2 separate regions of the Homo sapiens genome follow, and region 1 is linked to region 2. Evidence: chromatin loops called from intact Hi-C (ENCODE). Cell type or tissue: Caco-2. All regions are shown on one strand. Each heading gives the region's core, and the rest is flanking DNA. Links, peaks and the distances in the headings are about the cores only. Region 1 has its middle 20 kb from the start of METTL13. Region 2 overlaps DNM3 (dynamin 3).

What was found. A loop is a pair of places that touch in the nucleus more often than their neighbours do. Peaks named below come from ENCODE experiments on the same cell type or tissue, not always from the same donor. Only the 100,000 strongest peaks of a DNase experiment are listed, where the experiment ranks them.
Region 1: it touches region 2 in a loop (12-fold over the local background); 17 of 110 quality-filtered maps call a loop at or near these places.

What each region holds. Positions count from the first base shown.
Region 1 is chr1:171,799,766-171,804,160 of GRCh38, reverse strand. It overlaps the pseudogene RPS15P3. Among named protein-coding and RNA genes, the nearest start is that of METTL13, 20 kb to the right of the region's middle. In Caco-2, for the core only: a CTCF peak has its summit at 2,569 (motif pointing left); a DNase peak (open chromatin) is centred at 2,530.
Region 2 is chr1:171,849,247-171,853,641 of GRCh38, reverse strand. The region is part of intron 1 of DNM3 (dynamin 3); the gene reads right to left. Among named protein-coding and RNA genes, the nearest start is that of DNM3, 9.9 kb to the right of the region's middle. In Caco-2, for the core only: no CTCF peak of the experiment used is centred there; a DNase peak (open chromatin) is centred at 2,491.

The DNA.
Region 1 (4,395 bases), core at 252-4,251, 50 kb after region 2:
TTTGTTTTATGCCTTCATTAAAGAACCAATCTTGGTTTGCCACTCTTGGTTTGTAGATAGAAACCAAGTTTCTTGGTTTCATAAATAGAACGAATCTGACTAATTAAAACCCTTAGCTCCACAAAATATTGCAATCATTCACATTTCCATGAGAAAAGACATTTTGTTATTTATTTATTTATTTAAGAAGTGTGTGTGCCTTTACTGGCTGAGCAGAATCCTTGAGGGTGGTGAAGCAGGAAGAGTGGGTGGCTCTGATGCCTGGCCGGGCAGTGCTTCACGAGCTTGTAGGTGATCGAGGTAATGGCCAATCCTCTCGGGCTTGCCCTCCACTTGGTTGAAGGCCTTGCCATTGTAGACGCCCACCATGCTACCCACCGTCTTGTCTCCCATCTCGGGCAGGATGATCATATCCTGCAGGTGCGCGTTCACCACCTCCAGCTTCTGCATAGGCAGTGCCCACTTCTTGCCCTTGCGCAGGCGCTTCAGCAGCGAGTGCTGCTTCTGCCACAGGCCACGGTGCAGCTTCATTCGCTGCTCGCATGACAAGTCCAGCAGTGGGTCGGGGTGCACGCCACAGGAGGTGAACTTGCAGAAGGTCTGCTTCTTCTGCTTTGCTGCTTTTTCTGCTCCACTTCTGCCATCTTGACTTTTTTTTAAAACAACATGCCTCAAAGATCTCCAGTGAAAGAAAAACCCAAACTGCCTCCCTTTTCAGTGCTAAAAGATAATATCCTATGGCAGCTATTTCTAGGCCTGTTTATTATCAGAATTGCTTGAGAGTTTTAAAAATGCAGATTCCTTGGCTCTACCTCTGTCCTACTCCATCACTCCCCCACCCCACCCCACACACACACACACCCAAGATTCTGACATAGTAGGTCTGGGATATGGTCCAGAATCAGTATATAGGAAATGGACCCCAGATGGTTTTGTTGTGCAACCGGATTTTGAAACCACCTTCTAAGCTGTGCTGCTATATAACAAAAAACGCCCAGAACTACTGACTACAAAACCAGGGACTCCTTTCCCCTTGTTCTAAAGAAGGGACTGTGTCTCCCAGCCTACCTGTCCTGCTAAATATGTAGGAGCTACAAGCTCAAATGCCTGCAGGACCAGGCATGTAACATAAATGCAGGAAACACACAGATGAGAGCAGTGGGGACTGTGGCAAACACCACCCATCCACAAGGCAAAGATGCTTGCCAGTTCCAGCCAAGTATGAACATGGGCCTGTCATCACAGGAGCTTCTAAATTCTCAAAAGAATCCAGAAATTTTATAGATTTTGTATAAAACGATTTTCTAATCGATAGATTTTATTTAAAATGTCTGGTGAAGGTTAAACACATCTGGGGTAGCATGTGGCCCAGAGCCCATGCACTTTGGGAGGCCAAACTCCTCACACTACTGCCATCCACTCAAAGGGCAAGGAGCTAAGGTGTGGGCTAGTGTGAAGGTGGGAGGGGAATATACTCCAATTACCAAGTGACTGCTGATGTTTGCATTTCAGAGCTAAGCCAGCAGTCATTAATGAGACTAGCATTAATGGTTCTCTGGTTCTGTGGGGTGGCACAAACAAAGCCCTTTTCGGCTATATATTCATTCCCCAAGGCTGCTGAAACAAATTACCACAAACTTGATGGCTTAAGACAACTGACATTTATTCTCTCACAACTGTAAAGGCCAGAAGTCTGCAAAGTGTCAGGAGGTGGGTCCCTCTGGAGGCTCTGAGGGAGAATCATTCCTTGCCTCTTTCCTAGCTTCTGGTAGCTGCTAGCAATCCTTGCTGTTCTTTGGCTTGCGGGGATGTCTCGCCAATCTGCCTCTGTCTTCATATGTCCTTCTCCCATCTCCCTTGTCTCATTTCCCCTTCCATTCTAAGTCCTTATCATTGGATTTAAGGTCCACTCCAATCCAATATAATCTCAGCTTGAGATTCTTAATTACATCTGCAAAGGCCCTTTTTCCAAATAAGCTCACATTCATAGGTTCTGGAGTTTAAGACTTAGATATTTCTTTTTAGAGCCACTATTCAACCCACTACAGACAGGTTTGCATTAAAAAATCCATTATTTCAATCAAATTTTACTTCTACCAACATTTATCTACCAATTTACTACTATGATAAAAATGACTTACATCTTGGCAGAAAACTTGAAGACATACCAGCTCAGGCCCAGATGCATGTTGTTACATTTTTTTCTTCTTATGTGCCACGAGCTTCATGTCTTACTAGCATTATTCCATTGCTGTATTTCCTGCCATTACTTCTAAAATCAGGGATGTAGGGGTAAAAGGATCTCTGCCTTATACAGGCTTCCACCACTGGAGAAAATGGTGCTGTCTCCATGTGCATGGACAGGAAACAGGTGATGGTGGAAGAGCAGAGGGCATAGGGTACTAGGTGAAGCAAGAGAACAACAAGTAAAGTAGAAGTCTGTCTTCATTGACCAGAGAAAGACACAGGAAATACGGCTCAGGTGAAAGAGCCCCTGGAAGTGCCAGGTTCCCAAGAATTTTTTACAGCCACCCAAGCACTTAAATGTGATTTCTAGTGCCATCTAGTGGGAAGCACAGGAACCAAGTGAGACGTGGGCTAGAAAAACAAAACCATGAGTCCAGCCTTCAGTCACTTTAAGGGGGCAGTTTTTATTGAGGCTGGATTTTTTTGTCTGCCTAGCAAGAGGATCTAAGAAGACTCTAAGCAAACATCTGACCATCTTGTATGCTGCCCTTACACTTTATGCACAGGTGGTTGCTGAAGTCATCCACGTGCTGTGTAATTTGTTCTCCCCAGCTAGTTGGTGAGCAGAAGCTATCTTTCCTCTTTTTATCAACACAAGCACAGTGTCTGGCACAGAACAACCTCTCCAAAAAAATGCCAGTTGGGTATATAAAAAAGAAAAATCCAACTTAATGGTTTTTATTATCGACCATTTAGCTGTTAACAAATCTGCAGGAATCAAATGGCAAGACAAGCCACAAGAGGGAAACTGTATGACTTATGGTTTACTAGACTTTGAGCTTTATTAAGCAGTCCTTAGGAGGTACACTCAGGGCCCAATTATAGCAGGGAGTGAGGCTGCTGTGCCCCATGGAGGAAATCGTCCAATGCAACAAGCTGACTCCTCACACTACTGCCATCACTCAAAGGGCAAAGAGCTAAGGTGTGGGCTAATGTGAAGGTCGGAGGGGAGTATGTTCCAATTACCAAGTGACTGCTGATGTTTGCATTTCAGAGCTAAGCCAGCAGTCATTAATGAGACTAGCTGGCAATTCCTTCCTCCTTACCTTGTGACATATCCATCCACAGAACCTCTTCTCCAGGGGTCCTCAATTTTGGCTGCAAAACAGCATCCATCACCTGGAAAGCTTTTTTAAAATTCTTATGCACAGGCTGCACCCCAGACCAATTAAATCAGAGTCTGTGGGGGTGGGGCCAGGCCTAGGCATTTTTTTAAAGCTTCCCAGATATATTCAATTTCTATGGCTGCTGTAAAGTTACTACAAATTTAGCGGCTTAAAACAACACAAATTCTTATCTTATAGTTCCGTATCAGGAGTCCAAAATGGGTCTCACTGAGCTACATTGAAGGTATTGGTAGAGTTGCACTCCCTGCTGGAAGCTCTAGGGAAGCTCTAGTTTTCTTACCTTCTCCAGCTTCTAGAGGCTGCCCATGTTCCTTAGCTAGTGGCCTATGGTCTTCAAAGCCAGCAATGACTGGTGAGTCTTCCTCACATTGCTTCACTCTTGACACTGAGTCTTCTGCCTGCCTCTTCCACATTTTAAGACCCTTGAGATTACGTGGAGTCCACCCAGTGTCTGTATCTGATTACTCAGAATAATCTCCCTATTTTAAAGACAGCTCATTAGCAACATCAAATCCATCTGCTACATTAATTTCCCTTTGTTGTGTAGTGTAACATAACATTCATAGGTTGCAAGGATTAGGACATGGACATCTTTGGGAGAACATTATTCTGCTTACCATATCCAATGACTCCAATGTGCAGCTGAGAATAACTGCTGGTTCTGCCAGGCACTGTGGCTCATATCTGTAATCCTAGCACTTTGGGAGGCCAAGGCAGGCAGATTGCTTGAGCCCAGCAGTTCGAGACCAGCCTGGACAACATGGTGAAACCCTGTCACTACCAATAACACAAAAATGAGCTGGGCATGGTGGTGTGCGCCTATAGTCCCAGCTACTCAGGAGGCTGAGGCAAGAGGACTGCTTGAGCCTGGGAGGCAGAGGTGGCAGTGAGCCAAAATCATACCACTTCACTCCAGTCTGGACAACAGAGTGAGACCCTGTCTCAAAAAAAAAAAAAAAATAACTACTGGTCTACCCAATCCATAAGAAGACAGACTTAGAGAAGAGGCCCAGTTAGCAGG
Region 2 (4,395 bases), core at 115-4,114:
TTTGAATAAAGAAATTACAAGATGTGTTAGATATAGGAAGATTTTAAAAATAAAAAAAGGAAACTAAACTATGTTTATTTTTTAAGTTTCTAGACTAGTATACCACTGAAAGAAATTGGGTCAATTAGAAAAGCAGATTTTAAAATTAAGCTTTTTTAAAAAATAAATAAATACAGACCAGGCACAGTGGTTCATGCCTGTAATGCCACCACTTTGGGAGGCCAAGGCAGGAGAAATACTTGAGCCCAGGAGTTCAAGACCAGCCTGGACAACATAGGGAGACCCTGTGTCTACAAAAAATAATTTAAAAATTAGCTGAGCATGGTGGTGCGGACTTGTGGTCTCAGCTACTCGGAAGGCTGAGGTGGGAGGATCTCATCAGCCAGGGATATCAAGGCTGCAGTGAGCAGTTTTCATGCCATTGCCCTCCAGCCTGGGTGACAGAGCTAGAGCCTGTCTCAAAAAAAAAAAGAATAAATACAGTTTACCTCTAAAACACCCTTAACCACAGCTGCTTCATGGAATTAGCCATTCCAGGAGAGAGTCCAGCTTCTTTACATCCATACAATGACAGGCATAATGATTTTTTGAAGGTCTAGACCCAGAGAGGTCTTAACTCTTTTATAAGTCTGTCATTTCTTATCTACCTACAGATAACCTATAGAAAACACACATTTTTTTAAAGCCAGGTTTCTCTCTGACATCCATCAAGCCAAATCGTAGACTGTTTAAAACAAACAAACAAACAAACAAACAAAAAACCTTCAAAGTCCTTTTGTTCAACCCCTCTCCTGACTACACCATGCCAAGCAGCCAGCAAGTCATCAATCGCCAGTCTCTACACTTATGGGGATGGAATACTTACTGTTTCACAGGCAATCCATTCCATTTTTTAAAGTGTTCTATTGAACAGTCTCCTCTACGTTAAGTTTAAGTCTATCTGCCTGTAACATTCACCCATTTGTTCTAATTATGTCTTCTGGGGAGATAACTGAGTCAGTCTAATCCTTTTCCAAGTAACAGCTCCTCAAATATTTAGAGACAGTATCATGAACTCACCAACTATTCTCTGACAAATGGCTCTCATAAGAATTGTTAGCCTGGGTATCCTGACAGTGCAGTGCATAGCAATCCTGTACCCACTGGATCACCAAGCTCTTTGAAGGAGCTGTTGCATACCAGAGCCTCACACAATTCCTGGCATATTGTGGACTCTCAACATATGATTCTTTGTAAATGACTCAGTAAATGGACAAATCCATCTGCTAAAAGAATTTTCAAACATGTCCTTTCTTAACTGGTTGTATCATCTACTTACAAACAAGTTTATTAAATTCTCTCTGTCCTCAAAACTCAAATAAATTTCATATAAAGAAAATATAAATTCAGAAGTAATCTGGAAGATAGGCAGGTAAATGAAACATCTTACTAAGAAACCTCAATAGGGGAAAGGGATTTATGTGGTATAAATATAATGTATTTTGGAATGTCTGAATTTGTATTACATGTACATATCACTTTTTCAATTAAAAGACAGCTTTTTTAAATTAATAAAGTTATTTCCATTTTAATTCATCCTAGTGGAATAGTAATGGTATAGTGTGAATTGTGTCTTCTCTAATAAAAAGATATGTCCTGCCATTTAAATAGAAAATAACCAAATAAATGACTAGAAGTAATATTAGATTTAATCTAGATCAGAGGCATTCAACAATTTTGAGGATAACCCATAGTAAGAAATACATTTTACATTGCAGCCTAGTATGCATATACAAATATGCAACTAATACAAAACTTTCACAAAGTGGTACTTATAACTACCTTGGATGTAGTCTGATACTTCGCTTAACACTGTCACACACCATCTACTAAACTGATATCATGGCCCACTATTAGGTCACAATCTACAGTTTAAAAAGCACTGTTCAGGTCGGGTGCAGTGGCTCACGCCTATAATCCCAGCATTTTGGGAGGCAGAGGCGGGCAAATCACCTGAGGTCAGGAGTTCAAGGCCAGCCTGGCCAACATAGCGAAACCCCGTCTCTACTAAAAATATGAAAATTAGCCAGGTGTGGTGGCGCACTCCTGTAGTCCCAGCTACTCAGGTGGCTGAGGCATGAGAATTGCTTGCACCTGGGAGGCAGAGGTTGCAGTGAGCTGAGATCATGCCACTCACTGCACTTCAGCCGGGACGACAGAGCGAGACTCTGTCTCAAAAAACAACAACCGTTCTAATCCAAGCCCACTCAACTATTCTCAACCAATTTATTGATGACAAAGGTATGTTTCAGCTTAGATAAATGGCTTGTACAGAGTCAAGTAGCTGATTCATTCAGTTAGCTCCTGCCATATGCCGGCACTGCACTACGGAAAATGATAAAGGAGACACAGCTCCTGGCTTCGTGGAAGCTGCAAATAGTTGAGCAGACAGAGGAGGCAACCAACTGTTCGGTAGATTCCTGTGCAGTGAAATATTAACAAGGGCCACCAAGGAGGGGCCTCTAAATCAGACAGATAGAGCTGAGAAGACCAGCAGATGACAGCAGAGGCCAGACTAAACCCAGCTCTCACTGTTCTTGGCATGCTACCTTGCTTACCTGTGGCACACTTTGAACAAATATGCAGGGACCACCTGCCACAGGGAGCAGGAGAGAACCAAAGCCACCCCAGACTAACTCATTCACAAATACTCCTAATTCTCACAGTGGTTGAACCTTACCAGTCTTTTCTCTTCGTATGTCCCTACAATCTGGTGGACACTCACAAAAGCATTGCTTCCTCCTTCTCATCTCCCCACTTACTCTGCAAGCAAGGAACTCATGATCCTTCTGCCACTTCCCTTCTTAACTTACTCTGAGGAAAAAAAAAAAAAAACAAAGCCCTAAGAGAATATGTAACTTTCAAAGTACATAATTCAAATCAAGTACCCACACATACACATTTTACATGATATGTTTTTAGGATTAAATAAACAGGCTAAAGTTTCTTAAGTTGAATTTACAAGGACTTCAGTATGCAGGTCGTTCTATCGGTATTTAGATGAGAATGCAGAAATCTCACCACACAATTGTTGCTGTCCTGGTAGTAGGACTCAGAACCATGAATGCTAGGATCTATAAAAATAATTGCAAGCCTTTGCCCCTCTTTTCAAAATATGAAGAGAATGGGTCTTAGTTTTATTAACCAGAAAACATAAACAGACACACATATACAGGGTTCTAAACCTCCACTAGATAAGAAACCCAAAGCTATTCTTTTCAAAGCTTCTGAGGTATATCTAGTAACTTAAAAATAATGTAATTCCAAACAGAACCAGCTGACTAGCTCAGAGCTAAAACTGATGGTTAACAAGTTATGGGAATGTCAATCAAATCAGAATATGAATCTTTCCACTGGAAAAAAGAGTGATTTGGTATTATTTCAACATCTACTACAAAAATGTTGGTACTTCTTTTAAGATCTAATTACACCTTACCTCCTGAACACTTGGTTGTAGATGGTTTCCTTGGGCTCAGACCATACTCTTGCTAAGTAGTCCTGCTTCGCCAACTAGACTTCCTCAATTGTTTTTCCCCCTTCTACACCATCTTTGCCTGCAATTTCATCTAACATTTCCAAAAGAAAAGGAATATGCTAAGAATGGTTTACTTTATATCACAGCATCAAATATCTTCCTTAAAATATATTCTCTAGGAGAAAACTAAAAATAATGTCAGAAAAATTCATTTTAATTCTATTATCTGTTATTAAGTCTATTTTGTTCATTAATTTCTAGTACTCACCATGTGACCCCAGTATGTCACCCAACTTTTTTCCAGCTTAATCTTTTTTATTTCTAAATTAAAGTAAACAAAACATGCTTTTGCTATCTTCTCACAGAAATTCGAAGGATTAATGAAATGATAAAAACTGCTTTGGAACTCTTGGAAGGGAAGAGTATACAAACTGGGTTCACTTTGTATATATTGGTTTAAAAAAAAAAGAACACATTGTGATAATGCATTTAACGAATGTGGGCAATGCTTTCTTTAAAGAAGGCTCAAATATATTCTATTAGCCTTATCTACAAGTAAGTATTTTGATGCAACTGTAATTTTCCAACATTCACGAAAAGAATTTGCAAATACGCATTACCATCTGCCTCAACTTACTTTTGTTTTTAAAACACTCAAAAAATGTCCAGTCTAAATAAAAGATTTAAATTAAGAGCAATCAGTTATTGAATGCATACTATGGACCAGGCACTTGATACCATCTTACTCAGAACTCACACACAGATTAAAAGGTGAAGTCTGCAATCCCTATTTTGCAGATGAAGGAACTGAGGCCAAGTGAGGCTAGATTCCGTAATGAGGAGCCATGCTACCAGTGAGAGTCAGAGGCAGGACTCAAGAG